Linked DNA regions of Homo sapiens: all the other regions are linked to region 1. Evidence: read pairs that join two places in POLR2A ChIA-PET (ENCODE). Cell type or tissue: OCI-LY7. All regions are shown on one strand. Links, peaks and the distances in the headings refer to the core of each region. The heading gives the core; the rest is flanking DNA.

Evidence for each region. Peaks named below come from ENCODE experiments on the same cell type or tissue, not always from the same donor. Only the 100,000 strongest peaks of a DNase experiment are listed, where the experiment ranks them.
Region 2: POLR2A ChIA-PET joins it to region 1 with 12 read pairs; 3 of 35 experiments call an interaction of 5 or more read pairs at or near these places.
Region 3: POLR2A ChIA-PET joins it to region 1 with 10 read pairs; 3 of 35 experiments call an interaction of 5 or more read pairs at or near these places.

The regions. Positions count from the first base shown.
Region 1 is chr3:23,335,836-23,346,987 of GRCh38, forward strand. All of the region lies in intron 3 of UBE2E2 (ubiquitin conjugating enzyme E2 E2), which reads left to right. Among named protein-coding and RNA genes, the nearest start is that of UBE2E2, 140 kb to the left of the region's middle. In OCI-LY7, for the core only: a CTCF peak has its summit at 3,760; DNase peaks (open chromatin) are centred at 5,756 and 9,236; H3K4me3 peaks cover 4,054 bases; H3K27ac peaks cover 6,615 bases.
Region 2 is chr3:23,427,515-23,438,666 of GRCh38, forward strand. The region is part of intron 3 of UBE2E2 (ubiquitin conjugating enzyme E2 E2); the gene reads left to right. Among named protein-coding and RNA genes, the nearest start is that of UBE2E2, 230 kb to the left of the region's middle. In OCI-LY7, for the core only: a CTCF peak has its summit at 8,004; a DNase peak (open chromatin) is centred at 7,977; H3K4me3 peaks cover 258 bases; H3K27ac peaks cover 1,124 bases.
Region 3 is chr3:23,664,029-23,675,180 of GRCh38, forward strand. LOC124909353 (a long non-coding RNA gene) reads left to right here and starts at 2,087. Exons shown (of 2, transcript XR_007095844.1): 1 at 2,087-6,031. RefSeq lists enhancers at 4,039-5,238, 7,474-7,975, 7,976-8,475. In OCI-LY7, for the core only: no CTCF peak of the experiment used is centred there; no DNase peak of the experiment used is centred there.

The DNA.
Region 1 (11,152 bases), core at 2,166-10,165:
AATGAATAATTTTTTTAAATTGAAAAGTCACAAAACTTACTACGAACAAGGTAAAAGGTGTACAGTTTGACTTAGCTCTTTGCTCAAAAATACTGATAACATAATAAGTAGGGTAAGCCTCCCCAGTGCCTCAAAATACCAGATACCGTGTTCATCATTCTCTCAGACATGAGTGATTAAAGTAAGATTATTTCATTTTTTTATGATACCTGCTGTGCTCTTGAAGAAGACTGTCTTATTTTCACTTACTAGTAAAAGTGAAAGAGGAACATTGTTTTAACATTTTAAAAATAAAAATTATTTTTTAATTATTGTTGATTTGAAATAATCAGTTTCCTAATATGTTGGTTCAGGTTTCCTGAGATGCAAGGAAATAATAATTGTACCAGAATGGGGGGAAAAGGAGGGAAGAAAAAGGGGAAGAGAGGAGAAACCAGTTGCAATGAATTATAGTCCTTATCATGTTACTTTCTGAGAAATAAAATGGGCTTCTGATTCTAAAAAATATACTGTATCTGCAAGAGTAAAAGTCGTAATCTTTCCCATATTTCCTATAGGCAAATTAAGTTACTTTAGTGGCAAAGTACATTTAAAGGCCCATTTATTTCTTCAATCACATGATAGTAAAAGTTTTGTCAGGAGGTCTGCTGAACTGAGAATACAGAATCAGTGGCAGTGACAGAACATCTAAAAATTTCCAATCACCATCTCCTTTAGACATACTGGTCCTTGCATTAGTCCTTAAGCCAACATAAATGATCTTTAATGTAAAATTGTAACAAGTACATAAAGCAGGCTAACGTAGATATTGCGTATCTCAAAGCAGTTGGATTTAAAATAAGTGATAGTTAACGAAATCCAATACTGTAATGAACTTTTGAGAAAAAAATAGTTGATTATGCTTTTTAATTGTGTGTTTGGGGTTTTGGCTTTTATTATTACTGTTAATTTGGCCATAAGCTCATTATGTTAATCAGTTTTAACAGTGTTTCTCCATTTGCTGGATAAGAATTTGGCTGATTGGCCGGGTGCGGTGTTGCATGCCTGTAATCCCAGCACTTTGGGAGACTGAGGCGGGTGGATCAGTTCAGCTCAGGAGTTTGAGACCAGTCTGGGCAACATGATGAAACCCCATCTCTACAAAAAATAGAAAAATTAGCCAGTGTGTTGGCACATGCCTGTTGTCCCAGCTACTTGGGAGTCTTGAGGTGAGAGGATCACTTGAGCCTGGGAAGCAGAGATTGCAGTGAGCCGAGATCATGCTACTGCACTCCAGCCTGGGCAACAGAGTGAGAGCCTGTCTCAAAAAAAAAAAAAAAAAATTCAGCTGATTACTACTTTATAGTTATATTTTCAGCATTAGCTAGGCAATATAATGCAGCAGAAAGGATCCAGAAGTCTTCACATCCATAAAAATTATAGAAAGTGTAGTTTCTATGTATTGCTGGTAGTTGTCAGTCACTATATCTAGCTAATTTTCGATAATATCTTTTGGTTCATTTATTCATTTAGGCATTCATTCAGTACTAATTCGGCCCTGTTTCTGTGCTGTACCCTGTGTCGAGCACTGGGATGTAACAGTGTGCAATACAAAGTCCTTGTCCTTAAGGAATTGATAATCTAGCTGGGAAGGCCTACTTGATGAATTACAGATGAGTTTAGCACAAATTGTCATTGAGAGATGCTGTGTGCTTTAGGACGATTTCACATAGGAGTCTAACCCAGACTGGGAGTTCAGGGACAACTTTACTGAGGAATAATATTTAAGTGAAGACTTGAATGATATATAAGAGTTAGCAGGACTAAGGCGGGGATGTAGGGAGAAGGAGTACTTATAGTTTAGTGGGAACAGTATGTGCAAGAACTGGAGTATGAAAGAAGAATTCAAAAAGGTTAATATAGGTGGAATGTAGAGAATATTGAGTGACTTGAAGCTATAAAGATTGGTAGGAGTTAGATCATGCAGTGTATTTTAGGCTACGCTGAGGATTTTAGACTTTATCTGACATATAGAGAAAGCCATCAAAATGAGTGAAAGTAGAGTGATTAGTTTGTCTATTTAAAGGCTAAGCCCCTGGAGATTGGAGGGAAGCAAAATTGGATGTGGGGAGATGACCAAAGGCTGTGGCGGCAACTTGACTGAAAGATGTGGTACCTTGAGGGAGAAAAGTGGGCAGTCTGAGAGCTACCTGGGAAGTATAATAAACAAGACTTGCAAACCATGAGAAAAGATTACTTAAGATTTCTTCCTGGTGTTGCTATCACCAAGATGGGTAAAACTGGAAGTATTTGTTGGTACACTTCCAGTGGTTGTATTTGTGTGGGTGGGCATGTTATTTGTGCATTTTATGATCAAAATGTGCAGTCTAACTGGCTCATTAAAAACTTGACAAAATTTAGGTGAGTTAGCAATTCTGAAACAACTTTATGTGTAGTTTAAGATTAAGCAACTAAATATGTGGTGGATATTAAGAGTTAATTTTTTTAACATCAGAAAAAAAGAGCTAGAAATAAGGTAAAGGGGAATCTATAATGAACCTTGGATTAGAATTTGAGATATCAGTATGAATGAATGGAGATAAAGAGAAGGTTGCATATATGTGTATGTGTACATGTATGCCTTATATATTTCTTACTTCTGTTCATGAGAGGGCCTAGAAGCAGTGACATCATAGCTCCAGTCAATACACCCAGTACCAGATCTTGGGTTTAAGTGCCAGGCACCAATAAAAGGAACCAGAGTTCCTTGGAAAAACTGAATTGGGGACTGGGACTGGGACTGGGGAAGTACAGGATGAAAGTGGCAAAATGTTCAAAAAATGATGGGAGCATGTCAAAAGAATGTATGAGCCAACTCTAAGGAGCTCTCAGTGGCCAAATTAGGGACACTTTGAGCACTATAATAATGGGCCATAACCCATAAAATAAAAAGTGGTATCCAGATATAATTAAGTAAATTCAAACGGGAGAAAGGAACACACTTTCTTGCCATGGAATTCCAATTAGTAAATGAAGAGTCATTGATATAGGAAATTACCATTTGAAAAGAAACACTACAGTAATAATTGTTTTAGGTGAGAACAGTTAGTGGACAATGTAAGATGGTTATAAACAGGATATTTACAGTCACAAAAAGATCTCACTAAAAGATATTTACTATAATTATAAAGGAATCATAGTAACCTTACAGTGGAGAAAATGGACATCTTCTTAACCAACTAATCAAAGTAGACATACTAATAATGAGACATGGATATCATGCATTTTCTGATATGATGTACTGAGAACGACACAACATTACTTTTGTGGTATTCTTGACAAAATGCATATCCTGAATTTAATCATAGAAAACATCAAACCCAAATTGAGGGCCATGCTACAAATTATTGACTAGATTTTTAGAAAGTGTCAAGATTATGAAATATGAACTAAGCAACTGTGCCAGATTAAAGGAAACCAAAGAGATCTGATAACTAAATGCAGTGTGGTATTTGGATCAAACACTGGACTAGAAGGAAGATATTAGTAGGACAATTAACAAAATTTGAATAAGGTTTATAGATCAGTTAATAGAATAATATCAGTATTAGTTTCCTGATTTAGATAATTGTACTGTGGTTATATAAGATGTTAATGTTTGGGGAAGCTGGGTGAAAGGGATATGGGAATTCTTTGTGTAATGCTTTGTAAAGTCTGAAATTATTTCAAGATTAAGAATTAAAAAATTACAAAAACTTAGAGACCCTAGTTAAATGTTTTCTTTAATTTAATGAAGGGAAGAGGAGATGATATGGTGGGGTTGGTTTTATTAAATTTGACTTTATAATTATGTTATGTTTAAATTTTGATTCCTGAGTATTTACTTCACTTGAGGATTTTTTTTTAAATCTTCCCATTCTCTTAAACATTGTCTTGGGAACAGATGTATTTTTATTGTGTTAGCAAGATGTGTCTTTAAAATATTTTCTTGAAATACAGTAATTGCACTTCTAGAAATGGATTCATTTTAACCTGATTTAAAATAATCAAAGTAGTCAGAGTGATTAATTTTATGTTTGTTTTAGTTTATTTTTAATTGTCAGGAATAACGGGAAATACTGAAATATTTAGAGAAAAAGAGTTAGGATGAAAAGAGGGAAAACATTTAAAGTCTTTAAATATTTGGATAATACTGTGAATTTTCAGTTGTTAACTCCCATTTAATACATGGATAAGCTGAAGCCTAGAAGCTTAACTGTTTTGCCAGGACCTACGTAGTTAACCTATATTGGAGGTGACATTTTAACCTGTGTCTGTATGTCAGGCTCCAGATTTTCCCACAATACTGTAATGAATAAAAGATGTATATATTCTACTGAATTGTAAAGAGCCATTACTCTTTAAAATTTTTTCTTTTTGCCTGTTTGATAATCATGTTTTCAGAATGCACAGTTTTTAACATTTATTTACATTAAATTTTTAGCTAAAATACAGAGTATTTATAAATTGGTTATGGAAAAGTGAGGAAAAATAATTTGCATCTACTATGCACTATATTTTTTTCTTCTTGTGAAGCAAGTGCCTGTCATGCTCTGGAAAATATAAATATGAAATCTGAACAGTTGATGATTATAAAAATAATTACAGGTTGCCATTATGAAGCACACAGTCACACCTAATCCTTTAAATAAATGTGCTTAACTACACTAAAATACATGTTTTAAAATGTTAAACAGAGACATTCTAAAAAGACACGTGAAAACCATTTAATTTTTTTAAAGAAAAAGATGCTGAGTGGGTCCATAGTGGGAATTATTTTAAAACAAGAAAAAAGAAATCTTTAGCCCTGGAAACCCTTCTTGGACTGCATTAGAAATAAATTTCCTGATGTAGCCTGTAAGTCAGTCAAAACAGGGAAGACTGAATGCTGGGAGCAATAGGTGTGTTTGTTAACTCTGAAATACTGAAAGTCAGAAACATGTGAAAAGGATGGTCATGTTAAGTAGGATCTTTAAAGTCGGTATATAAACCATTTCTTTGCCTTCTATTCAAGCAATATACTTTCATCCTTCTGTTGTGTTTCCTCAATTCCTACACTTTGTTTTCGTACTCCCCCCACCAGGAATGAGGCACCAACACCAGTGGGAGAGTTTTAGATTCCTTAGAAATTCTGCTTATATAAGTGAGTACATCAAATGATCTTTGCCACAAAAATGATGAATGTTTCTTTTGAAATGCAGACCATGGTTCCAAGAAGTTTATGCTCACAGAATCAGGAGCCTTGCATTGAAAAGGTGTAAGTCTTGCTAATAGCCTAAAAGTCTATTTTTTTCACCCAACTGCAGCATTAAATATTGGAGGTAAGACTACAGACCTAAAGAGCAGACTGGGAAGCAACAAATTATCTTATTGGTGGTGATGTTCCTTATAGTAACAATGATGAACTTTTATAGAGCACTTCCTGTATGCCAGACAGGAACCCATTAACTCATTTAATCTTTACAGTTGTTTAAGTACTCATCTTATCCACATTGTGTGGATGAAGAAACTGAAGTATAATTAGATAAATTTACCCAAAGCCACACTATTGAGATTCTACTTGAGGGCATTGTAGGTCTCATTTTGGACATATGAACTCTGGTAGTTATAAATACAGTATATGTTTTTCTAGTTGTGTCTTCACCTAGAATCTTCAAGACCACAAGCTAAAGGTTTGAGTGTAGGTAAGCTTAGGTTTAGGGTCTGCATTTGAGCATCTTATCCAGCTGACAGCTGTGAACAGAAATTAAAGGTAGCATTTTAAAACTGTGTCTCCCACAGCTACTCTTATCTGCATAAACTGTATTCTAAAGCATAATCATTTCCCCTCTTTTCTTTCACTTCCTTCTTCTCGTTCTTTTTTTTTTCTAAAAATACTTTAGTAATTTTAATAGTGTAGTAATTGATCAAACTATTTGCTTGCAAAAGTATCTGGCCAATTTTTTCTTTGTGAAAAGTAAACAGCAGTCAGCTAGCTGTGTATCAGTTTATCTTAGTTCTGAAAAGGAATCAATGAGAAGATGTAAACAATTATGACAAAACCAAGACCCAAACCACAAAAGACTTCAAAGATTAAGTAATTATGTATACATAGTTCCATATAACAAAACTAATAATTGATAGTAGGGAAGTAAAAGAGAACAAACATTTGTTGATTTCTTGCCCAAGCATTAGGTGTTTACAAAATGTATTGTTTACAGTGGAGACTTTGAAATTTCAAATTCATTTAGGTTAGTTGGAGGAGGGAGGAAAGCTATTGACAGAAACACTATTTATTTCTGTCTAGCTAAAAAGAGGATTTAAGCATTATGGGGGGTACTTTGATTTAGTTTAGTTTTTTTTTTTTTTTGAGACAGGGTCTTGTTTTGTTGCCCAGGCTGGAGTGCAGTGGCACAATCATGGCTCACTGCAGCCTCAAGCCCCTGGGCCCAAGTGATCCTCCCACCTCAGCCTACCAAATAGCTGGGACTCTAGGCACACAGTACCATCCATCAAATCTTTTGTGGAGATGGAGTTTCTCCATGTTGCCCAGGACCTTAGCTTATTTGATTGCATAGTTTATTTAGCACAGGAGGGGATATGATAGGAGAGCTCTTCCTTCCGCAGATAAAAATGTTCTCTTCCGTGCTTATAAACATTTCACTTTAGTCTCTATGAGATTGTGTGAATTTTTCTGTGGTCGTAGGCTACATTTTCACACTACATAAACTATGCCCCTGGTTATAGAATGCACATGCATTCTGCAGTACACCAATGTATTTGTTTGTAGTTGGCTTTATTATTTATTCGTATGTGTATATTTAAACATTCCTGACTTGGTTCCTGACACCAAGAATACATACATGTATATTTTCTTGGAAATACTATGGAATATAAATGAGTATTAGCATCACCCTGCGTTGATCAGGTGAATTTGATAGAAATGGGAGGGGAAATTTTCTTAATAAGTCCTAAACCCAAGAATAAACTTTTATATTTTTTTTTCTGCTTCATAGCTGTGGAAAATTATTGCAACCAAACTATTGAAACCATTCTTAAAGTTAAAAGAATTGTTATTTTAGGACAAATTTTGAAGATAATACTTTTTTGGGGGTGGGGAACTTCTGCTGTTATTGTTGCTGTGCTGGAGGAATGGTGCTTATTCTTTTGGTAGCATAACTAGTGGTCTGACATGAAAAACTCTTAAAACTTACCCTATATTGGGTCTTTAACTGCTATTTTATGTTAAAACCTTACATATTAGTATGTATATATATATGTGAATGCATACATATACAAACTACATTTTCTTATTTTTAAAATATCTTAAGGTACATGAAGGAGTTAACATGTTCATGAAACATTGTGACATGGAAAGGTACTTAGGACTTAGTCTAAAATGGAAAAAAAAAAGCAAGACGCAAGACTGAATATGTAGTATATTCAATTTAAAAACTTTCTGGCCAGGAGCAGTGGCTCACGCGTGTAATCCCAGTACTTTGGGAGGCTGAGGCAGGTGGATCACCTGAGGTGAGGAGTTCAACACCAGCCTGGCCAACATGATGAAGCCACATCTCTATTAAAAATACAAAAATTAGCTGGGTGTCGTGGCACTCACCTGTAGTCCCATCTACTCAGGAGGCTGAGGCAGGAGAATCGCTTGAACCTGGGGAACAGAGGTTGCAGTGAGCCGAGATGGCGCCACTACACTCTAGCCGGGGCGACAGAGACTCCATCTAAAAAAAGAAAAAAAGTTCTGAAGTGAACATGTGTATTACTTTTAAAGTAAACTTTTGTGAAGTATGTGGCATGCTCCTCAAGTGAACACATCTGTGTAATCGGTGCCAGATTTAAAAAAAGAACATTGCCAGCCCTCCTTTCCAAGGAGACCTCGTGCCTCCTTCACTTAGCCACTGTCTGGACTTCTCACACCATTGATAAGTTTTGACTGTTTTGGGACTGTACATAAGTGGAATTATACAGTACTACTTTCCTATGTCTGGTTTCTTCTGCACAATATTGTTTGAGATTCGTACTTATTTTATGTAGTTGTAGTTTATTCTTATTGCTGTGTAATATTCCATTGTGTGATTATATCATAATTCATTCTATGTTTATGGGTAGTTCTCAGTTTGGACTTAAATCATTTGTTACTTTTATCATTCAAAATGGATTTTAAAAACCAGAAATATCAACTAAATCTAGTTTTCAAGTGAACTCTCTTTAAATTTGCAGATGTACTGTGCTAATTATTCTGCAAATTAGCTACTTTGATTTGATTTTTTTTCAGTCCTGATTTATCAGGAGTTTACAGATTTGGGGATGTCTAATCATGTTATTGATTATGTTCAACCTGTTTTTCTTCAAGCATGAGTACTTTGATTTATCTGGTTAAGAAATTTTCAGTCCTTCATACTGAGGTCTCAGTCATCTTACAATAGAGACAGCCAGTTTACTCCCCACTTTCTAGCCTCCGACTCTTGAAAGCTTCCAAGAAACACATCCAGAGGTCACATATTGGGCAACCGAAGGCTCATGTGAAAAAGCCTTAGAGCCACAAAAACCTTGCGCCTCAGTCATTAATGTAATTTGGGGCAGATTTTATGAAGCAAACTAACGCCTTTGAATTTTTTTTTTTCAGTTTTAACGTGAGTATAATTACTTCCACTCCTTTTTCCACTTTCCAGTCTCTCCGAGTTGCGTCCCTAAAGGATCCTGCTGCAAGAAATGAGTGAATGAATGAAGATATTAAGAATTAAAGTACTGATGTTAATGAGAGCATGGGTGATGTGGTTTGGATTGCTTGAGGCCAGGAGATTGAAACTAGCCTGGGCAACATAGTGAGACAAACCTTGTTTCAAAAAAAATAATATATATATATACACATACACACACTAAGTGAGGTGGTGTGTGCTTGTAGTCCTAGCTGCTTGGAAGGCTGAGATGGGAGGATTGTGCCCAGGTGACAGAGCGAGACCCAGTCTGTATTAAAAAAAAAAAAAATTAAATGTTGTATACTTAGCACATAAGTGATCATTAAATGTTTGATGAATGAATTAATGAGGAAAGATTTTTTTTTTGAAAAAGAAGTTTTATGAGGAGAGAAAACATTGCATATGTAAGGCATTATCCTCAATTCCATTGTGGACTCTCCCCCAGGTGTGCAGCCTTGAATGATGGAAATATCCTCATGAGATTCTGAAAGAGGAGGAAACGAATTTTGCCCTTAAATAGGTGTCAGTACAGCTGCACTTATTTGCACATTTCTAGTTCTGCCTCTGACTAGAGATCAATTGTGATGACTTTGAATTTGTAGACCATCTGCCTGTCAGTGCACTTAAAATTGCAACTGATCTTTATAAGCTGAGTATAACTATTATTGTAGCAAACAGCAAATTAAGTGACTATACACTGGAAAGAGTTAGGTTCATACCTCCTTGAAGACTGTGAGCTGTTCTTTATTTGGACACCTGGTATTAAACTCTTATTGGTTATTAATATTTGGGACAGGTTAATGAAGACAATATTTTACAGAATATAGCAGTTTTCAATATAATAGATTCAATACAACAACTTTTTGTGTGTTTATAATTTTGTTACTTATTATTTACCATAAGTGGTTTAAAATATACGTGGCAAAACATTCTTTAGAGCTTTGATTGCAATAATTATCACATAACCAACACCTCTTAAGTATTACGTACTTAAGAAGGAACTTGAACTTTATCTTAACACAATAGCATTGACAAATTACTCACAAAATTAGTAGTTGTGGAAGAAAATAGGTATAGGAAGAGTAAGTCACTGATATTGAGTAAATTAAAGTTATAGACATTAAATTACAGACAATAAAATTATAGAAGCACTAAATAGATAAATTGATTTTTTTAATGTCATGTTAAGCATTTAAATTGCCTTTACAAAATATTCTTCACAGTCCTTGGAGAAATTGCTGCTGTATATTTGATTAATATGTGAACAACATTTTTATTGTTAAAATATTTTCTTCATTCCTTTCAAATTTGTATTTAAGGTTAGCAGAGCCTCAAGCAGTGCCTGAGTAGGAAAGTGATAAACTGACACCACACTGTAGAGGAGGAAGAAAAACATCTCACCAACGGCAGACAGCAGAAACTAATGGTTTTCAACTGTTGCTGATCTAATCAATCATGGTGCTATGATATAATCAGTTCTGTGTGATTCGTTTGTTGTTCTACTGGAATGCATTGTATTCCCTTCTTATTTTTAAGCCCCCCTACTTCTAGTTTTCGCCTTTCTTAAAAGGCAATTTCTAAGATTGTGTTTCTTTTAAAGCCAATAAGTAATTGTGAAAGACAAACTCAGAGCCTGTTGAATTTCAACAAAAGTTAAGTATTTTGTAGGACATACAACAATAGTGTTCTTTAATTAAAATACTGAGCCATATGAAAATTTGTCCAACATTTGGTAAATGCCCTTAGTTGAATCGTTAATATCCTAGATAGTAAAAGATTAGTACCTTTTATCTCTAGTCTACTGGGTACAGATTTTGCTTTCAGATACTATCATCACATCATCACACACAGGTTGAAGATGACATTTTCTCACCTGTTAAGGCATGACTTTCAGTAAAATGTATTTAGCTGTCAGAGGTCTGCAAGCAGTCCATCAGTTGAGACATGATGCTGTTTTGACCGATATTGGTGACATTTTAAAAGCTACACAAAAATTCATAATTATAAAAGTGTTCACTGTTTCACTAAAGACTGTGTAATGCATTGCATATTAATTAATAAGATGTTCTCTTTTAAATGCTATCCCTAAAATGTACTTAATGTTACTTTCCATTACCATGCATAAAGTTTTAACCATTTATTCATGCCATTAGAAAAATGTAGACTTTTCCTTTCTTTTCGGTATGTTCCTTTTACTTTTCTACTCATTATAGAGTCATGAACAACTATGGAAAAACACACTTTGTTGATTCTTTGTGATGTTTTTGAAAACTTCGTTCATATATGAAAACTTCTAATTCACCTTGCTTTCTGAAGGAGAAGACTAAGTTACATATGAGCCCTGTTTTGAGTAATGTATTACTATTAGTATTACAGTATGAAAGATTTATAATCAGAAGCCCCTTTCCCTTGAAGTGGAATTATTCTCTATGGCCATTAGT
Region 2 (11,152 bases), core at 1,468-9,467, 91 kb after region 1:
GGCAACAAATAGAAAATTGTAACAAATCAATAGATAATAATTAAACTATATTTGAATGATCAGTTTGAATAGCAGTGGCCTAAATATACAAATTAAATGTCAAGAGATTGTCAGCATGGATGAGAAGCAAGACTCAACTTTATGTTGTCTATAAGAATCCTACTTTAAATATTAAAACACATGTAGAGTAAAGATAAGTTACTGGGGAAAGATATACTATGCTAACACTAATCCAAAGAAAGTGGGAGTACCTATATTAATTTCACAAATAGAAGACTTCACAGCAAGGAAAGTTGTCAGAGATGAAGAGGGGCATTACATAATGGTAAACGGGTCAATACTTCAAGAAGACGTAGCAATCCTTAATGTGTATGTGCATAACAACAGCATATCAAAATATGTAGGACAAAAACTTACAGAACTATAAAGAGAAATAGATGATTTGGCTATTAAATAGTTAGAGACTTCAGGACCCCCTCTATCAGAAAGTGATCCAGCAGGCAGAAAATTAGTGAGGACATAGTTGACCTCAACAGAATCATCAGTCAGTTGAATATAATTGAAATCCGTTTACTACATTATACACCACCACCACAAAGCACATTCTTCTTAAGCTCACATGAAACATTCACCAAGGTAAACTGCATTCTGGATCATAAAACACACCTTAACTAATTTTAAAAATGCTGTGCGACCACAATGGAGTTAAACTAGAAATTAGTAACAGAAAGATAGCTGAAAATCTCAAAATACTTGGAGATTTGACAACATTATTATAAACACATGGGTCAAAGAAGAAATACCAAGAGAGATTTTAAAATATTTTAAACAATGAAAACAAAAACACAGCCTATCAGAATTTGTGGGATGCAACGAAAACAGTGTTTAGAAGGAAATTTAAAGCATTGAATGCAGAGGTTACAGAAGAAGAAAGATCTAAAATCAGTAATCTAAGCTTCTACCTTAGAAAAGAAGAAAAAGACAAGCAAATCAAATTCAAAGTAAGCAGAAGTAAAGAAATTTAAGAATTAGTGTATATATTAATGAAATAGGAAACAGGAAATCACAGAAAATCAATGATCTCAAAAGCTGGTTCTTTGAAAACATCAATAAAATCAATAAGCCTCCAAAAAAAGAGAGAGAAGACACACGTTACTAACATCAGAAACAAAAGAGAGGGCCAGGTGTGGTGGCTCACCCTGTAATCCCAGCAATATGGGAGGCAGAAGCAGGAGGATTGTTTGAATCCAGACTGGGCAACACAGTAACACCCCATTTCTACAAAAAATAGCCTGGTGCCACCACATCACAGTTACTCAGGAGGATCACTTGAGCCTGGGAAATGGAGGCTGCAGTGAGCTGTCATCATACCATTGCAGTCCAGCCTTGGCAACAAAGTGAGACTCTGTCTCTTAAAAAAAAAAAAAAAAAAAAAAAAGAATTGAAAAAGAGGCTATCACTACAAATATTTTGAACATTAAAAGGGTAATAAAGAAATACTATAAACAACTTCATGTCCTAGATGAAATGAACCAATTTCTTGAAAGATACAACCTGCCAAAATTCACACAAGAAAAAATACACAAACTAAGTAGGCCTTACATATATATTAAAGCGGTTGAATCAGTAACTAATAACTTTCCAAAACGGAAAGCACCAGGCCCAGACTGGTTCATAAGTGAATTCTGTACATTAAAGAAGAAATTATACCAATTTTCTCTACAGTCTTTTCTAGAAGATAGAAGCAGAGAGAATCCATTTTAATTCATTCTGTGAGGCCACCATCCTAATACCAAAACCAGACAAAGACATTGCAAGAAAAGAAAACTACACACCAAAAAATTTCATATAATAGGCGTAAAAAATTTTAACAAAATACTAGCAAATGGATTCCAACAGTGTGTAGAAACAACTATACACCATGACCAAATGGGATTTATCCTGGGTGTGCAAGGCTGGTTCAGCATTCAAAATTTAATTAATATAATTCATCCCGTCAACAGGCTAAAGAAAATTCTCAGGATCATATCAATAAAGAAAGGGCACTTGACAAAATTCAACACCTATTCATGATAAAGACTTGGTAAACTAGGAATAGAAGAGAACTTCCTTAACAACATTCTGCTCTTACAGCATTGTACTAGAAGTCCTAGCTAATGTAGTGAGATAGGAAAAGGGGCAGGGGAAAGTATACTAATTGGAAAGGAAGAAATTAGACTTTCTTCACAAATCATATGACCATTTATGTAGAAAACCGAAAAGAATCGACAAGAAACTTCTGGAACTAATAAGCAATTATAGCAAAATTGCAGTATACAAGATTAATATACAAATGTCAATTGCTTTCTATATACCAGCAACAAAAAAGCAGAATTTATTTATTTGAGATGGAGTCTCGGCCTGTTGCCCAGGCTGGAATGCAGTGGCACGATCTTGGCTCACTGCAGCCTCTGCCTCCCAGGTTCAAGCAATCCTCCCACCTCAGCCTCCCATGCAGCTGGGATTACAGGTACATGCCACCGTGCCTGGCCGAAGGAACATTTTTATTAATCATGGTTATAGTAGTAGGAGTTAATTCTGGAAAGGTTAGGTTTTGAGATTCAGACCCCTTGAATGTTGGACTGAAGCAGTCTGTCTAGTGCTTAAGAATATAAACTCGATGCAGACTATTTGAGCTTGGATCTTATCTCTGCCACCTTCTATAATAGCGCAGCTTATTCTATAATCGACATAAATGGTCATATGATTTGTGAAGAAAGTCTCATTTCTTCCTTTCCAATTAGTATACCTTATCTCCCATCTTCTATAATATAGCACTTAAATATAGGTTACTTAACCTGTCTTTGCCTTGTTCCTCATGTGTCAGGTAGTGATAGTAACACTACCTACCTCATAGGGCTGTTACAAGATTAAGAGTTCATCCATTAAAGTTTTTAGAACAGTACCTGGCCCACATTAAGCACTTAATATGTTGGCTATTATTCTTGGTGGTTGTGTGGCGTTTTTTTTGTTGTTTTTTTGTTTTTTTCTTTGAGACAGGGTCTCACTCTGTCACCCAGACTGAAGTGCAGTGGCATAATCATGGCCTCAACCCCCTGGGGTCAAGCAGTCTTCCTGTCTTATCCTCCTGAGTAGCTAGGACTACAGGCATGTGCCACTGCCCCTGGCTTATTTACTTATTTCTTTTGTAGAGATGGGATATCCCTATGTTGCCCAGGTTGGTCTTGAACTCCTTGCCTCAAGGAATCCTCCTACCTCAGCCTTCCAAAGGGCTAAGATTACTGGTGTGAGCCACTACACCTGGCCTGTTTACTTCATTTTTTAGGCAATAGTTGACAAGTTTCTGTATACATAAGAATCAAATACAGAGTTTATGAAATGCTGGATCTTATTGCCAGAGCTTTTGATTGAGTGGGAGCTTTCAGTTGAGTATAGATTTGGCCAGTGAATCATAACAAATATGAGGGTAATTTTGCTGCAGTAGCCTACAGCCTTTACTTTGAGAAACTGCAGAATGTTCTAGAGATTCAGTGCTGACTTTACAACAATGGAGTGGGATGGGACAAGTGGTCTGTTGGGAGAATTTATCTATTTGGTATCTTCACTGGGAACTGGAAGTGGGTGAATAGAAATAAAAGGGTTTTGAGATGAGTGCTTGAGATACGACAAAGGAAGTTTTCACAGGCTTTGGTGTGAAAAACCACTTTGCTATTTTGAGCCTTTGTGACTCAAAGAAGATGGTACACTGAAGAAAGAAAAAGTCAGGAAGATGAATCTGTTTGCTAAGGATTTATTTTGTTTAATGTGATTGAGGTCCACTGGGGTCATGCTTAGTGAGCTGTTCAAAGATGCTTTCCTGAATGTTTCTGCAGCGGGAAAGCCACAGAAGTAGTAGGTTGTCTAAAACAATAGTTGCCACCAGCCAGCTTTCCAGTTTTTCAGGAAAATGCTATGAGTACAATATATTAATATGGATAGATTTAAATCATTAAAAAAACTTCTCTGATGCCTGTGAGCTGTGGTATATGTCAGCTGTTAATTTTCTTATCCTTTTCTTAGATAACATTTTATTTAATAGAGCTGTCTTATAAGTTGTAAAGTGAGGTTTATAGATTTACCATCACTTCTGACATCTTCAGATCTCCTCTTTAAAAGTACAAAATAGAACTTTGCAGTAAAAATAAAATAGTATAAACAGATTTTTTTTTAGCCTCTGAAAACCACTATATATTAGTTTGCATTAACCACTATACGTAGAAATATCTTCCTGTTCAAATGTAGTTATGTGATACTTTGTGAAAATAGGGCCTTAATATTTAGGGGTTAAAATTAATTCAAAATATTTTCAGTAAGAATGGGCCAACTTGGCCCACATACTGTAGTACAAGCTGATAAGTAGTCATTAGAAGATGATGATCTAAGACTACTAAATAAGCTCTCACAGACAGGTCATATGAAACCACGTTTATATCTAATGATTTAAGTGTAAAGCATGTAGGCAAACGCTACTAGTCATCACACTGTAATGTACAGCTTTCAGTACAGAAAATTTGGATAAATGTTCTGCAGCTATATCCAGAAATCAGTTTTTCATTAATTTCTCTTTCTATGTTTTGTCAGATACAGTAATTATATCACAAGCAGTCAAATTCTAAAATGGTATGTGTAGAGAAAAGAAGCAACAGAGTTCTTGCCATTCCTAATTCTGATTACCCTAATTTGGGATAAATATTTCCTTCTTAATTAATTGGTTAATGCATTAAGATTGTGAGCTGAAAGGTATCATAAGTGCAATTATTATTTGTATGAGGATTCTTCGTTCATAATTGGCAAAAAGTGAAACAAAAGGAATAACCAAAAATCATAACAAATAGCATCAGCATTTAAAAGCAAATTTCTAGAAATGATTACTATAGGACTTTAAACAAATTTTTTACATCAGTGATATGATTTTTAATATTTTTAATATTCAGAAGGCTTTTTATGTAAGTGCATATATCAACATTATCAGTTATACCTTCTTACTGATAAATTCCTGCTGTCAGTCTCTCCACAGCTCTACCATGTTCTTTTTCTCCTTACTTTCTCGTCTCAAGTTCATTAGTTGAGAAGGATGCTTACTATTACTCTGTCCAAATTTGGTAGTGGTTTTCTCAATTTTGGGCATTTCATGTTCAATTAAAATTTATTTAATTGAACTTTTGAAAGAACTTTCCCAGCCATATAGAGATGTATTTACATTATAGATTCATTTCCAGATAACAGTCACACAGAGACTTCTTTTCTGTTACTTTTTTCTTGCCTTTGATAATGACATTAATAATTTAATAATAAACTATTAACATATTAACAGATATAATAGATGTTAATATTAATATAATTTATGTGTGGTTCTATAAGAATAGACACTTCGATATCATGATAGAAAGATTCTTGATTATGATGCAACTTGAATATATTAAACACTAAACTTTCAGCTTATGATGCCATTAACAGAACTTTTAACTTATGATGCCTTTAATACTTTATTCCTGTGATAAGATGTGAATGGAAGGAAAAAATAAATATTACTTTTTGGTGGAAAAGTGTACCCAGTTGTTTATTCATACAGAAAATAATTATTGAATGTCAGTTTCTGTATGCCAGGCACTGTTTCAGGCACCTAGGATACTGTGGTGGACCAAAATCTTATACTCATATCTTTTCTCCCAAGTGAATTTTGCTATATCATTATTGTGCTCCTCTATAAAGAATTAGAATAACTTCATAATAATAAAAAATTATAAGTTGACTCCATTAAAAAAAAGCTGAAAAACAGCTGATTAAATCCTATTGTATGTAAAACTGAATTTTGTTTTATGCGTGCTTCTAGATAAATAGTGATAGAGTTCTTGAGTGTTTTAATGAAGTGTTTTAATGCAGGTGAATGCTTTGGACTGATGTCAACAGTGAATGTTAATGATTTTTGAGCATGGTTGGCACTATGAATTGGTTGTTTTTAATTTTTTGAAACTAAGTACATTGACGCAGATTTATATGATCTGATGATATCTTATTGGCTATGATTAACCAGAATATGTGATATTTAAACGTTGAAAATGCATTAAAGGATCAAGAAAACAGCTTGTCTTTATGACTTTTTTTTTTTAAGTTTTAAAAACACTGAGCCAAATTTTGGATTTAACATTCCCAAGCTATGGCCTAAGAGAAAGACAAATTTAACAGAATGAGAGTAAATGAAGGGCTGGCCCATCAGTGATCTCTTTTTATAAATTTACAACTTCCAAGAAAAGCTAACTAATAGAAGTATATCATGTCTTGCTTTTTCACAAGATGTAAAATACGGGAATACATGTAGACTAAGAATGGTAAATTTTTAAGTTACCTCGTTTGTAAGGGAAAAAAGATTCCCCTTTTTTCTCATTTACATTTAAAATAAATCCTCAATATTATATGGAACTATTTATAATATAGTGAAACCCATTTTATTTGAACATACAAATATAAAAATTTCTGGTAGTCTGCAGCTAATATGCACTGTCTGAAGCTAATAGGTTGTGCAGAATACTGCTGCTATTTGAGTAAAAGTTAATGCTTTTGAGACCAGCTAATACACTTAACTACACTGTATGAGCTGTGGGTGTTCCGCTTATTTTTATTACAGGCTTTATTACTGTGCAATTTTGTTGTACATTAACAATCATCCACTTTAAACTAGTGCTTAAATACTTATTGAATGTGGTAGCCAAAGAGCAAAAAAAAGATCTCAATGTAACATCCAATTGCTTACTAACATAACCTGGATTGTGATTTATCTCTAATTTTATGACAGTAATATTTCAGTATCAAACTAGAATTCTGAAGAGAATAAAGTTTGCATCCCCCAAATGACACAATTGTGCATTAGCTCTACTTAACTAGACAAAATTTAAAGGCAAAAAATTCTTGGTACGAAACAGATACTCCCAAAATGATCACCCTATGTGTGTCCAAAGGAGTTCTCACTATATTGTGTAAGTCTTCTTCCCTCCATTATTTAAATAGTTATAAATTTTCATTTTATTATGTGTATATTAGACTATATATTTTATAATTTTCCTCTCTGTAAATGTACAAATATGCAAACTTGTATAAATTAGGTAATTGCATAAAAATTGAAAGGCATAAAGATGTACTACTGAGTTCAGGAAACAGTTGGATTGGGGGTGTGTTTAATAAGTAGCACAATTAAGATGTGAGAAGGAAAAACTGAAGAAAAGGAAATTCTCTCAGTGTAATGCTTTATTAGCTCCAATTTTCCCCTTGTCTCTTATCTGAAGCAAGTGATTTTTTTCCATTTGCTTAAAAATAAAGCATTTGCGCACAGAATGTTAGCTCATTAAAAAGACCTTTATTGCCATAAATCGCTGCATCATTTGCATATCCAGATTCACAGAATCAAATTACAGTTCAACCAAGTATTTAGTATCTGGAAAGCAGTCTTGGTTTCATGTCTACTTATTTTCCCAAAACTCTTGTTAATTCTCCTTATAGTTGTTTTCTTAGTGGCTGAAATTAAGTGATGTCTAGTAAATAAGCCAGATTGCTTCTTAAATAAAATCTGGCCTGTTATTTATGTCCCCACCTATTGTTTCAAACTCTATAATTTGAACTTACACACTTGAAATCAATAGTAATAGTTATGGTGATAGGGACAGGTGATGGGATAAGGATTTTATTAGTAGAATCAGTCATGAGTCTAAAACTGCACTGCTAGATACAACACACAATAATAACTGCTAGAGATAATACTTAACCGTAACCTGCAGAGTAAATATTCTTAATCCTAGTTTACAGAATAAAAAGCTTGGAGATAAAAGTTAAGTTACTTGGTGTGAGGTCTGATTCACACAGCCAGTAAGTGGTGGTTTTGGTCACTTCCTCCTCACCCCTTTGACAAGGGAAGGATTCCTGCCATAGGGTTATGAGGATGGCTGAACACGTCAGTTGGGCTCAGCAGCAGTTAGTTACCTATGTTCACAGCTAAGGCAAAGAGGACCCTGTGCCTCAAGTGGGGTCACGTGGAGTTGCACTTGGGAACAGAGTAAACAACTAGGAGCTATGGGAGGCAGGCTTTGTAGTATCAAGAGGGTGGGGGTATCCCCTGGTTCCCATGGAAGGATGTGATTGGCTTGTTTGAATAATTCCTCAAGCTGACAAGAAACTGAAACCTACTATTCAAGGATAAGGAAGAACTGCATCTGGCCCCTTTGGTAAGGTGGATGGTTTCGCTAGGGGCCTTTATTCATGAGAGCAGAGTGGAGAGGGGAACGTATGGGTTACGTCGGTGGTCCCCAACCTTTTTGGCACCAAGGTCTGGTTTTGTGGAAGACAGTTATTCCACGGCAGGGGCGGGGCAGGCTGGTTTGGGGATGAAACTCTTCTGCCTCAGATCATCAAGCGTTAGTTAGATTCTCATAAGGAGCGCACAGTCTAGATACCTCGCACGCACAGTTCACAATAGGATCCCCACTGCTATGAGGATCTAATGCCACTGCTGATCTGACAGAGGTGGAACTCAGGCAACAATGCTTGCTCCCCAGCCGCTCACCTCCTGCTGTGCGGCCCAGTTCCTAACAGGCTACAGACTGTTAGCAGTCTGTGGCCCAGGGTTTGGGGATCCCTGGGTTAGATCATTCAAGGCCTTCCCGATTTTACCAGGTGTCAAAGCGGCACATGATATTGAACCTTAATTTTAGGTGTTATACCACAGTGGCTAAACTAGAGTTCTGATTGTGAACTTTCATGACTCCAGTGCCCAGGTTCATTCTGCTGTTCCATGATATTTTTCTTCTTGCCAGAATGACATGTTAACATTTCGTTAGTAATTGAGTACTTTGCTTTCACTGGGCATTTCTTAGTCCTGCGTTCTTCAGAATTCGTACACTGTAGCATCTGTTGTATTCTCATAGAAAACTGGAGCGCTCTCATTTAGAAGACATTTGAAGATTTGTTTTCCTTTAAAGGAAAATCTGAGTATAAGTTCTAATTATATCTTGATTTACAGAAGATTTTTTTTTTTTCCTATTCTCAAAGCTGCAGTGAGCTGCGATTGAGCCGCTACACTCCAACCTTGGTGACAGGGCAAGATGCTGTCCCAAAAAACAAAAACAAAAACTATACTCCCTCCCCAAAACAAAATCTTATTTTTCCATGTTCCATCTTATTTTTATTAGAACGTCTTAAGTTCCCCCTCTGCAGCCATGAAACTGGCATACCACAGGTCTGGAATGCCTCTCTGTCTCTCCATTTGTATCTCCGACATTAGACCATTTCAGCCACTCCTGCATGCAGTTACACCCACCTCATTTTTATCACAGTTAGGGAATGTTTCACAGAGTATTTTGCATAATACTATGAGCTGGGTGCTACAAGACATTTAAAAAATAATAGCTGGTTTCTGCCATTGACACTCTCACTGTGGAGAACAAGACATAAGAGTTGTGTAGTGTAAAGGTAAATCAGTACACATAGAACCCAGACTCCTAACCCAGGCCCACAGGCCATACGTGAGCTGGCCCCTGCCTGCTTCTGGAGGCTCATCTCTTGTTCTTTCTCCCTTTCACTTGACTCTGGCCACGTTGGCCTTCCTTCCACTTCCCACACACGCCAGGTTTTTCTCATCCCAGGGCCTTTCTCCTTGTAGTTTACTTGGCCTGAAAAACTCATCCTTACATGTCTGACTCTCTTTTTTCAGGTCTCATTGCAACTACTATTTATAGGGATAGTTCTTCCTTGACCATGCCACCTAAAACTGGCCCTTTTGACTTTTCCATGCATAGTAGGTCCCATGCCACCCACTTAATACCTGTGTAATTTTTCCAAGATGTTTAATTTCTCTGTGCCACAGTTTGCTAATCTGTAAATCCAGGAGTATTTTAATAGATTAGGTTTTTGTGACAGTTAAATGCATTAATATCATGTAAAGTGCTAATTATAAGAATCTCTGGCATATAGTGATTGCTCAGCAAATGCAATCAGTTTCTGACCTTCATCTTCATCATTAAGGGTAAAAGAAGTAGTGTAAAACGTAAGTACTATAGGAGCTCAGAAAGGAGAGGAATGCCGGAGGCCCTGAATCACCATGAACACTTTCCTTGTGACAGTAGAATCGAACCTCACTGCTTCTGTATAGTGTCTGGCATGTTTCCGTCAGACAGGCACTCCCTCCTCCTTTGGATTTCTACGTCCTTTTGGTTCTTTGTGTGATACTTGTATCGTAGATTGTGTATATGTTCTCACAGAAAAGGTCATCCTGCATCTCTGCATCCTCAGCATTGTGTGCCGCACACAGGACAGGTGGCCACTTATTTGATTAACATGAGAAAAACACAGAGATTCCATGAAATCAGCAAGTTTTAAACACCCTCAGTGTGGGCAGTAAATGCAGTATGAGCACAGTGACTACAAAGATCAGTTACTGGAAATGACCAAGTTGGAACAGTGAGGGGCAGACTATTGTATGGTCTTAAATTGGCTTTAGAGTCAGATTAATTCAGCAGATTTGAAGAGCATCATTTCATGCCAGTGTCTAAGCTCAGATTGTAGGATCACAAACATGAACCAGTACAGGTTTCTGTAAAGCATTTTAACTTGATTCAGGTGGGACTTCAGTGAGTAAAGCAAGAAAGGTGTTCCAGACAAGCTTCAGAAAGAGCAAAAGTAAAGGTGCAGAGTTGAGAAGGTTCAGGAATTCAGGTTCTCTAGAGAAAAGATTTCCTCATGCTGGAGCAAGAGGAAATAAGGCTGAAGTGAGGGGGTCCAAATTATGGAGGATTTAGGGTACCAGAACCAGAACATCAGCTTTATTCCATAGGAGCCTGTGGAAGGTTTGAGCAAAGGATTGGCAGAAATAGTACTCAAAATTAGATGATACATTTCTGTATTTTCTGTAGTGATAGAAGTTCCTTGAACTTAAATTTGAAAAGGTTTGAATTAAAAGGGACAGATGTTCTCAAGTTATATACTAGACATTTTCAGTAGTTGTACGGTTTTTGAGCTTTTATTAGTTGGTCCTAAGTAAGTTTTATAGCATTATGATAGGCAGTTGGTGACAGCTTAGTCATGTGTTCTTTCTTGAGTAATAATTAAAGTATTAATATTTTTCCTTTTC
Region 3 (11,152 bases), core at 1,111-9,110, 330 kb after region 1:
CTGCAAACACTTGTTCAAAATAAAAGTCATTGGGCCTCACTTCCGTGAGATTCTGATATAGTAGGCCTGGGATGGACCTGCTTATTTTGAATAACACCCAGGCGAATTGATGTAGCCACTCCACAGAACAGTGCTGCAGCCTTTGGGGAACAGGCCAAGTATCAAAAGCCTTTGCTTGGTCTTCTGCAGCACCTGGTCCTCACTATCTTCCAAAGTATCCGAATTTGGGCAGCTCTGACTGTTGACAAAATGTGTCCTCAGTCTCCGTGGAAATATTTCTCCTTACAACTTCTACCTATTGACTCTACTGCTACCCCTTGGAATGACACAGAGCCAGTCTAACCACCGGTGAGCCTTCAGGTATTGGAAGATGGCACTCATGGATCTCTTCTGAGATCTCCTCTCCAAACCCAACATCTTCCTACTCTGTAAGAGCTCCCTTATGGCTGGTTCTGACCTTTTTCCCCAGTGGATTTCCTCTCCTGAGGATGGATCTGACTTCGGGATTTTAAATTCAGTAAATCTAAATTCTAATGCAAGCTCTTCCTCTTACTAGCTGTATGGTTTGGGGCATGATAGTCAGCTTTTATGACCCTCCACTTAGTCATCTGTAAAGTGGAGATGATGCTACTGATTGCAGGGTTGATTGTGGGGCCAGCACAGAGCCTGTCACACAGCAGTTCCCCAGGTCAGTCTCCTTCCACCAAGTAGATATGTGAAAATATTATATATGTGGCTCACATTACATTTCTATTCAATAATGCTAATCAAAACATTATATTCCAAGAGAAAGTTGCTGTCCAAGACAGAGTCAGAGCAGAAATCTCATGGAAGTCTTTGGAATTTCTGACAAAATTTCAGGGAGTGTGGAACAAGGGTTGAGCTGGTCATACCTACGCCAGTGATTCTTTTGTTTTTGTTGTTTTTTTTTTTTTTTTTTTTTTTTTTTTTTGAGACAGAGTCTAGCTCTGTCACCCAGGCTGGAGTGTAGTGGCACTATGTTGGCTCACTGCAACCTCTGCCTCCTGCATTCAAACGATTCTCCTGCCTCGCCTCCTAAGTAGCTGGGATTACAGGCACCCGGCTAATTTTCGTATTGTTAGTAGAGATGGGGTTTCACCATGTTGGCCAGGCTGGTCTTGAACTCCTGACCTCAAGTGATCCGCCTGCCTCGGCCTTCCAAAATGCAGGGATTACAGGCGTGAGCCACCTCGCCCAGCCGCCAGTGGTTCTTAAACCCTGTTGTATGTTAAAATCACTTGGGAAATTTATAGAAATCCTAATGTGGCGCTCCATTTCAATCAGAATCTCTAGGGGTGGGACCCAGTAGTTTTAAAACTTCCAAGGGGATTCTGATGCAGGTAGGGTTGAAAACCAGTGATCTTGACAGTGCTTCTCCTATCAGCCTTCCATGCTGGCTGTCCTGCATTCAAACATCCTGAGCACACAGCCCACAGCCCAGGGTCCTCCACGCTCCCTCCTGAAGTTATATGGTAGGTGTTCAGTTTTCCATAAAGCCGCCTTGACACATGTAGCTTGCCTCCTATCCTCTGCCCCGAAGTTGTTGATGCTTGATTTATGGACTATCTTGTGTTATTTATTGTGGGGGATACATTCTAATAAATACATTGTTAGGTGATTTTGTCATTGTGCGAACATCAGAGTGTACTTACACAAACCTTGGTGGCATAGCCTACTACACACCTAGACTGTATATAGCCTATTGCTCCTAGGCTACAAATCTGTACAGCATGTTACTGTACTGAGTACTGTAGGCAGTTATAACACAATGGCATTTGTGTATCTTGACATAGAAAAGGTACAGTAAAAATACAATATAAAAGATTTAAAATGGTAGACTTGTATAGGGCACTTACTGTGAATAGAGCTTGAAGAACTCAAAGTTACTCTGGATGAGTCAGTGAGTGAGTGGTGAGTGAATGTGAAGGCCTAGAACATTACGCTATTGTAGACTTTACAAACACTGTATACTTAGGCTACATTAAATTTATTTTAAAATTTTTTCTTTCTTATACAATAAATTAACCTTAGCATATATATATATATATATATATATATATATTTTTTTTTTTTTTTTTTTTTTTTTTTTTGAGACAGAGTCTTGCTCTGTCACCCAGGCTGGAGTGCAGTGGCGCGATCTCAGCTCACTGCAACTGCCGCCTCCTGGGTTCAAGTGATTCTCCTGCCCCGACCTCCTGAGTAGCTGGGATTACAGGGACGTGCCACCACTCCTGGCTATTTTTTTTTTTTTTTTAGTAGAGATGGGGTTTCACCATGTTGGCCAGGCTGGTCTCAAACTCCTGACCTCAAGTGAACCACCCCTCTCAGCCTCCCAAAGTGCTGGGATTACAGGCGTGAGCCACCGTGCCCAGCCAGCTTAATATAATTTTTTAACTTTATAAACTTAAAAAAAATTCAACTTTTTGACTCTTTTGTAATAACAGCCTAAAACACAAACACATTATACAGCGTACAAAAAATATTTTTATATCTGTATTCTATAAGCTTTTTTCTATTAAAATTTTTTTTAACTTTTAAAACTTCTTTCTTAAAAATCAAGACACAAGAACGCACACTCTCCTAGGCCTGCACAGGGTCAGGATGATCAATATCACTGTCTCCCACTTCCATATCTCGTCCCACTGGAAGGTTTTCAGGGGCAGTAATATGCATGGAGCTGAAAACGCCTATGATAACAATGCCTTCTTCTGGAATACCTCCTGAAGGACCTGCCTGAGGTTGCTTTACAGTTAACATATTTCTAAGTAGAAGGAGTACACTCTAAAATAATGATAAAAAGTATAGTATGGTAAATACATAAACCAGTAACCTAGTCATTTATTATCAAGTACTATGTGTTATTCATAATTGTATGAGCTAGACTTTTAGTTGACTGGCAGCGCAGTAGGTCTGTTTACACCAGCATCACCACAAACACATGAGTAATGTGTTGTGCTATGATGTTACAATGACAATAGCATTACAACAGCTTTGCGTCACTAGATGATAGGAATTTTCAGCTCCATGATAATCTTATATATGGAGACCACTGTCATACATGCGGCCCATTGTTGACCAAAGCGTTATGTGGCACATGATTGTAGTTGTTTATAGTCAGCATCCCTTCTGATTGGGTGGTCTGTGCCATTTTTGAGCATTGCCTCTTGGAACAAGGTATAAGAAAGACAGAGCCCAGCTATAACTTTAGGAATGTCCGTACCCTCAGGAATATCTGTATCCTTAAGAAGGGCAACAGGGTTGCTGAGTACAGGCTAAAATAACGATAAAAAGTACAGTATAGTAAATATGTAAAAAAAACAAGTATTATCTATTGTTTTCTTTTTTGTTGTTGTTTTTTATGTATTGTGCATAATTGTATGCATAATGCTTTTATATGACTGGCAGTGAAGTAGGTTTGTTTACACCAGCATCATCACAAACATGTAACACATGTAACTATAACACAGTTAAGTCACCTGCAACATCACTAGGCAATAGCCATTTTCCAGCTCCATTACATTCTTATGGGACCACTGTTATATTTGTTCTCCCTCACTGACTGAAATGTCGTTATGTGGTATGTGACTGTACAACATAAACTCTTCATTGTTTACTTTGTGGCTTCTTTGCATGGCAGTCATCTGAACCTTGTTCCTAAATTCGGGGACTTCCCCACTGTTATGGTCTGAATATTTGTGTCCCTCCAAAATTCATGTGTTTAAACCTAACCCCCAAGGTGATGGTGTTAAGAGATGGGGACTTTGTCACTGCTGTATGTGGAAACTAAATAAAAAGGAGATGGGGATTTGGGGAGGTGATTAGGTCATGAGGGCTCCACCCTCGTGGATAGTTTAAGGGCTTGAGGGAGGCTTTCTGCCCGTTCTGCCATGTGAGGATGCAGTCATTCATTGCTGTCTATGAGAAACAGGCCCTCACCAGACATGGCGTCTGCCAGTCCCTTGATCTTGGACTTCCCAACCTTCAGAACTGTGAGTGATAAATTTCTATTGTTTATAAATTACCCAGTTGAAGGTATTTTGTTACAGCAGCCTGAATGGACTAAGACACCCACTGTATATGTTTGGGGATTGATAGGGTGTATCACTTACCACAGAAGTAAAAAAGAAGGCAGATTCTTGCTTCATTCCTGCCCCAAACATGAGTTTGTGGTGGACATGTGTCTCAGTATGGCAAATCAGATGCCCCTGCCCAGGGCTTTGACGCTCACAGTGGGAGGCAAAGAAGCAGAGAGAGAAAACTATCCCTTCAATAAATCCTTTTCCTGCTTAAGTCTGATTTAGAGCTGGTTTCCACTGCTTTCAAGGTTAAGATGTTCAAGGCTGTGCTGGGAAGGCAGGTTGCCATGCAATCCCAAAGTGTGTGTGCTCGTTAAATCTACACCTCCTCTGAGAGCCCAGGGTAGGTCACCAGCCATCTCATTCCTCCTGGGACTCAGGGGATTTCCTGGAATATGGGACTTTCCGAGATAAAGCTAGACATACTGGGCAAACCCAGGTAGTTGGTCAACCTAATCTGAGCCCCATGGACTTAAAAGAGCTTTGGTGTTCCAAGTCAAGGCTGTCTTGGCTCCAAGTCAATTCATTAATATGTCCTGGAGAAAAGGAGGGATCCCAGGAATGCCTTTTCCAGAGACAGCTTCTGAAATCAAAGGCCCTCTGAGGAAATGCTTAGTAGGAGTCACTGATTTTATAAGAGTGACTCATTCAGAACATTTCGATGTAAGCAGAGGTGGATTTACCAGCGAGCTACTGAAACTTGAGCTTCAGAGGCCCTTGTTTGCCCTTGGAAGCCATGGTAGGGGCCCAATGAATAGTCACAGGATCATATGTTTTTGTCAATTTTACAAAAGTAAGATTTTTTTTTTTCTCTGCAGTAGGTTAAGATGCCTGTCTCTTTCTCTTCTGACTTCCCCTCCTATTAAGTGGTGGACGTTGGCATGTCCAAGTGCATTTCTGAAAATTCTGCTAAGGGGTCATTCAGTTTAGAATACATTTAGTTTGGATTTAATGGGATGTGTGCCTGAAGTCACTGTCACTTCTTTGTACAGTTGTACAGTTTAAGCTATTGCTGGCAGGGGAAACGCACATATCCTACCTTGAGTATTTTATTTGATGCCAAAATGCTTCTTTAAATTTTATTCTATTTTATTTTATTTAGAGACAAGGTCTCTAAAAAATATGTTTCCTGGGCTGGGGTGCACTGGCTATTCACAGACATGATCATAGCTCACTGCAGTCTTGAACTCCTGGGTTCAAGCTATCCTCCCAAGGAGCTGAGACTACAGACACGCACCACCATGCCCGATTCAAAGTGCCTCTCATATCCACAGGGAAGAAATGCTGAGTTATCCATAAACTTCAAAGCCTGAGCATGGCTGTGGGAGGCAGCTAATAGACAACTCTGCAAAGAATGGGAATCATTTTGAAAAGAAGCGTGGAGCTTTCACAAAAGAGAAGAGAGCTAGAGCAATAAACAATTTCTATCTACACAAAGAGGAGCAGACACGTTCCTGTCTTGGACCCTTTATTTTGGACTCCGGTTGGTCTGAATTGAAACTGCCTTTTAGTTGGGAGCTACAGAAAGGCTGGGACCTTGAGATCACAATGGATGCTTGTTACACGTGAGATGAAAGTTTGAGGAGGAGTGTACATCAAAAGATGCTGCGTTGATGACGTCAGAAATTATATGCTGAGAGAGCCTGTTGCAGTGAAGAAGGTGGGGTTTGCCTCCCGCAGGTGAGGCCCTGCTCCAGCCCCATGCCCAGTATTACCATGGCACTCACAAAAACACCATTTATCCTATTCTTTGTTTTTTGCTGCCTGGGAACTCCTCGAAGGCAGGATCTTGTTGATGATGTTTGTATCAGCAGCACCTGGCAGAGTGCCTGGGCCCAAAAGTAGACTCCCAAAAAATGTTTGCTGAATTTAATGACAACATCTTGCAGGTTCTGTGACCACCATGACATCCGGTGCCCTGCTGCTTAATAAAGGTGAGTAAGAATGAGGTGCTCTCATAATAAGAGACTTACATAGAAAACCAGCTCAGGGGATTCCAGGACCACAGCTCCTTTCTCCTCCAGGCCCAGTGCCAGGAAGTGTGGACAGACAGCTCTATGTGTCTGAAGCCAGGGATCTGTGGGGGTTGCAATAAAGGCAAAAGTAGCAGGATTTGTGCCCTCTTGTAGAAGCCAAGGAAAGAGAGAAAAGTGTTGTGGGAGAACAAGCAAAACAAACAAATAAAACTCCACTGAAAGTAAATCCATGTCTATTATTACAGTCACACCTTTAAGTAAAATTATACATAAGGATGTAAGCACAAACCAGTTTTAAAAATTCTTAGAGCAGTGATCCTTAGATGGGTAGGTTGAGGCATCCCAGTACCAAGAACGCCCCTCAGGTGCACCACACAGTTTTACTCAATGCATGAAAACTGTTTCAGCTGCAGCTGGGAACACATATATATATATATATATATACTGCTCTGACGAGTCTCTTCCAGGTGAAACACTGATTACTGAAGTTCAGGGAATGGGGTCTAGAGCTGGGTCTTGAAAACAAAGAATGGAGTGTCCTGGAATTTGGGAAGCTTTGCCCTGCGAGTATGTAAAAAGGCACCATGAGGGCAGTGAGAATTCCAAAGGACCACCAGGGGTATGGGTGGGGATAATTATGTGGGCAATTAAGCCCATGGAAGTATGCTGTCAGATGAGAAGTCCCTACCCAGAGTGAGGGCTGCCACTTGGGATACATTCTTAGTGTTTCCTTAACTTCAACTCTTTAACTTAGCTTCTCTGGAGTTTTTGTTTCTTCATTTTTCCTTTTTTAATCCTCACATTCGAAATAATTTTAAATTTACAGAAAAGTTGCAAGAATAGCACCCAGACTCACCAGTGTTAATAATTTGCCACATTTGCTTTATCATTCTATGTATCTACATTTTTTTTTCTGAACTATTTGAAACTAAGTTGCAGACATCATGTCCCATTTACCCCTAAATATTTCCACCTATGCTTCCTGAGAACAAAGACATTATTTTATGTAACTACAGGACAGGGATCAAAATTAGGAAACATGGCTGGGCGTTGGCTCATGTCTGTAATGCAGCACTTCGGGAGGCCGAGGCTGCAGGATCACTCGAGCCCAGGAGTTCGAGAACAGCCTGGACAAAATAGCAAGATCTGTCTCTACAAAAAAAAAAAATGAAAAAATTAGCCAGGCATGGTGGAGCAGTGCCTGTGATCCCAGCTTCTTGGGAGGCTGAGGAGGGAGGGTCGCTTGAAGCCAGGAGGTCAAGGCTGCAGTGAGTGTAGCCACTGCACTCCAGCCTGCCCGACAGAGCAAGAGCCCTGTCTCAAAAAACAAAAAAAGGAAAAAACATGGATACAGTGGTTTCAATCTGTAAACATATACCGGCTTTGCATTCAAATTTTGCCAATTGTCGCAATATCTCCTTGTACTTAGCGGTGCTGCCCAGTGAAGCTTTCCACAGTGATGGCAAGGGCTGCTGAGCGCTTAAAATGTGCCCAGTGCGACTGAGGAAGCCCATTTTAAATTGTATTTAATTTTTATTAATTCCAATTTAAAGAACCACATGTCCCGCGAGGCTAATGTGTTCACATAGTGGACAGCGCAGCTCACTATCCAATTCCCACCCCACCTCGCCCCCTCTTCCTGGGTTTTAAATGAATAGCCTTGGCCCCGGGAGCCCTGGCAGCGCCTCCTCCTCAGCAGTCTCGGCCGGCAGATGGGTTTCTTTCCTTTAGCCAGCGCAGACTTTTCTTAAACAAATGGACAGAGTGGTCCCCATTTATTAATAGAAGCTGCGCGACTGCACTTGCAGTGTGGCGGGCCTGGCTTCTCTTGCGAAAGCCGAAGCCTGGCGGCAGCGCGGCCCGCAAGCGCGGAGCTTCTGCCGGTGGAGGTCCGAGCTCGCAACGCTCACCCAGGAGGCCGCGCCCGCCCCGCAAGGCGGCAGGAGAGCCAAGCCCGGGCACCACACCTGCGGCATCGGAACGAGAATCCTTCCTCCAAGTCTCCTCCACTCCCTCAGGCGAATTATGGCAATTCCCTGCTGTGTGGCCTTGCCCTTGGAAGTGGAAGTGAGTGAGAGTCACGTTTGGCACCGGGCGGGTGGGAACCGCACCCCTCAGCAGTGCCTGGAGCGATGGGTGGCGAACTCTGCTCCAGAGACCTGCTGGGGATCCTGGCCATCCGCGTGTGCCTGAGGCTTGCGAGGACGCCTCTGAGCACTAGCCCAGAACGTGGAGGTGTGGGTGTGGTTTCCTAAATGAATATTTACTTATTTATTTATTTATTTATTTATTTATTTATTTATATTTTTTATTTTTTAGGGAGAATGTGTGTTTTTTTGTTTGTTTTTGAGACAAGTTCTCAGTCTGTCACTCACGCGGGAGTGCAGTGGCACAATCAGGGCTCACTGCAGCCTCCACCTCCTAGGCTCAAGCTATCCTCCTGCCTCAGCCTCTGAAGTAGCTGGGACTACAGGCTGCAGCACCACTCCCGGCTAATTTTTGCATTTTTGATAAAGACGGGGTTTCACCATAGGCTGGTCTTGAACTCCTGACTCAAAGTCATCCACAGGTCTCGGCCTCCCAAAGTGTTGGGATTACAGGTATGAGCCACCACACCTGGCTTTTCTTTTCTTTTCTTGCTTTCTTTTTCTTTTTCACTCTTTTCTCTCTCTCTCTCTCTCTTTCTTTCTCCTTTGAGAGGGTCTCATTCTGTCACCCAGGCTGGAGTGCAATGGTGCAATTACGGCTCACTGCAGCCTTAGCCTCCTGGGCTTAAGCAATCCTCCCACCTCAGACGCCAGAGTAACTTTTTTTTTTTTAATTTTTTGTAGAGATGGGGGTCTCACTATGTTGCTCAGGCTAGTCTCAAACTACTGGGCTCAAGCCATCCTTCCACCTCGGCCTCCCAAACTGCTGGGATTACAAGTGTGAGTCACTGCACCGAGTAAACTTTCTACTTTAAAACAGTTTTAGATTTATAAAAGTTTTGTGATGATAAACAGAGTTCCCATATACCCGGCACCAGTATTCTCTCTTAACGTCTCATATAAGAAAGGTACATTTGTCACTATTAGTGAATCAATATGGATACATTATTATTAAGTAAATTTCGTACTTTATTTCTGATTTCTTTCATTTTTACATAATGTCTTTTTTTCTGTTCCGGAATCTCATCCAGGATGCCACATTACTTACATTTAATGGGTTTGTCTCTTTAGGCTCCTCTTGGCTGTGACAGTTTCCCAGACTTCCCTTGGTTTTGATAACATTGACAGTTTTGAAGAATATTGGTCAGGTGTTCTGGAGAGTGTGCCCCAGTTAGGATTTGTATGATGTTTTTATCATGATTAGCCTGAGATTATGTGGCTTTGAGATGAAGACTAGAGGTAAAGTGCCATTTTTATCACACATCATATCAAGAGTACATACTGTCAACATGATTTATCACTTGTCATTGTGATACCTGGCTGGAGGTAATGTTTGTTGGGTTTCTCCACCGTAGAGTTACTTTTCTCTCCCTTTCCATGCTGTGCTTTTAGGAAGGTAGTCACTTTGTGCAGCTCACATTCAGTAATAGGGAGGTAAGCGCCGCACCTAGAGGGCAGAGTATTTGCATAAAATAATTGGAATTCTTCCACATAGGAGATTTGTTCTTATTTATTTATTTATTCAGTCATTCATTTATACTAGTATAGATTCATATGTATTTATTTTGTATTTTGGGTTATAATCCAATACTACTTTATCTTATTGCTCCAATTGTTCCGGCGTTGGCCACTGGGAACCGTTTCAGTTGGGTCCTGTGTCCCTTCAACACGCCCCATCTTTGTGCAACTGTTTCTGTTTCAGCACTTCCTTATGTCCTGACACAAGATGCTCCAGGCTTATCTTATATATTTCATGCCCCAGTCCTAGAATCAGCTATTTCTCTAAGGATCCCTGGTTTGTTTGTTTGTGTGTTTGTTTGTTTTTAATTGGGGAATGGTATTAAAAATCAGGATCTGGCTGCTAGGTGTGCTTGTTGCAACTGTAATATCATAAGCCCTCTCTGACAGAGCAAGGAAATGTGTGCATTCCATGTATATCTCTAGATATTTCTTTATGTAACTAGCTGTATCTATATTAAGCTAAACATGAATTCATACTAATGTCTCCAATTCCAATCTATTACCATGTAGATTATTCTAACCTCCCGCTCCAACAGTGAGAAACCTGGTTTCTACCATCCATTTATTTAATTGTTCAATTCTGACATATATGTATTGCAGTATCAGAAATGTTAATCCATACCCCTATAGAAACAACTTTATTAACTAGAGCACAGTGCTATGTAGTTGCCTTTGTAGTCTTGTAGATTCCACTCATTTCCAAAGCTACCTGGGGCTGGGCGTGGTGGCTCACACCTATAATCCCAGTACTTTGGGACGCTGAGGCAGGCGGATCACTTGAGGTCAGGAGTTTGAGACCAGCCTGGACAACATGGCAAAACCCTGTCTCTACTAAAAATACAAAAATTAGCCGGGTGTCAGGGCGGGCACCTGTAATCCCAGCTCCCCAGGAGGCTGAGGCAGGAGAATCACTTGAACCTGGGAGGTGGAGGTTGCAGTGAGCTGAGATTGTGCCACTGCACTCTAGCCTGAGTGACAAAGCAAGACTCTGTCTCAAAACAAAAACAAAAACCAAACAACAACAACAACAAAAAAAGCAAAGCTACTTGGGTCAGTACTTTTCCCTCCAGCACTGTCCGTGAGGTTTTTCATATATTTGTAATACAGTTAGTTTGATTTGTCATATTCTACCTTCCATCCTTGTATTTCCCAATCTCCTAAATTACATTTTTGAGTCTACAGCATACATTAAGTTTTACTATTTTTTTTTTTTTTTTTTTAGAGACAGGGTCTCACTCTGTTGCCCACGCTGGGTGCAGTGGTGTGATCATAGCTCACTGCAGCCTCAAAACTCCTGGGCTCAAACAATCTTCCCACCATGGCCTCCCAAAGGGCTGGGATTATGGGCATGAGCCTCAGCACCTGGCCAAGTTTCATTCTTTGTACTGTAAAGTCTTGTGGATTTTGACAA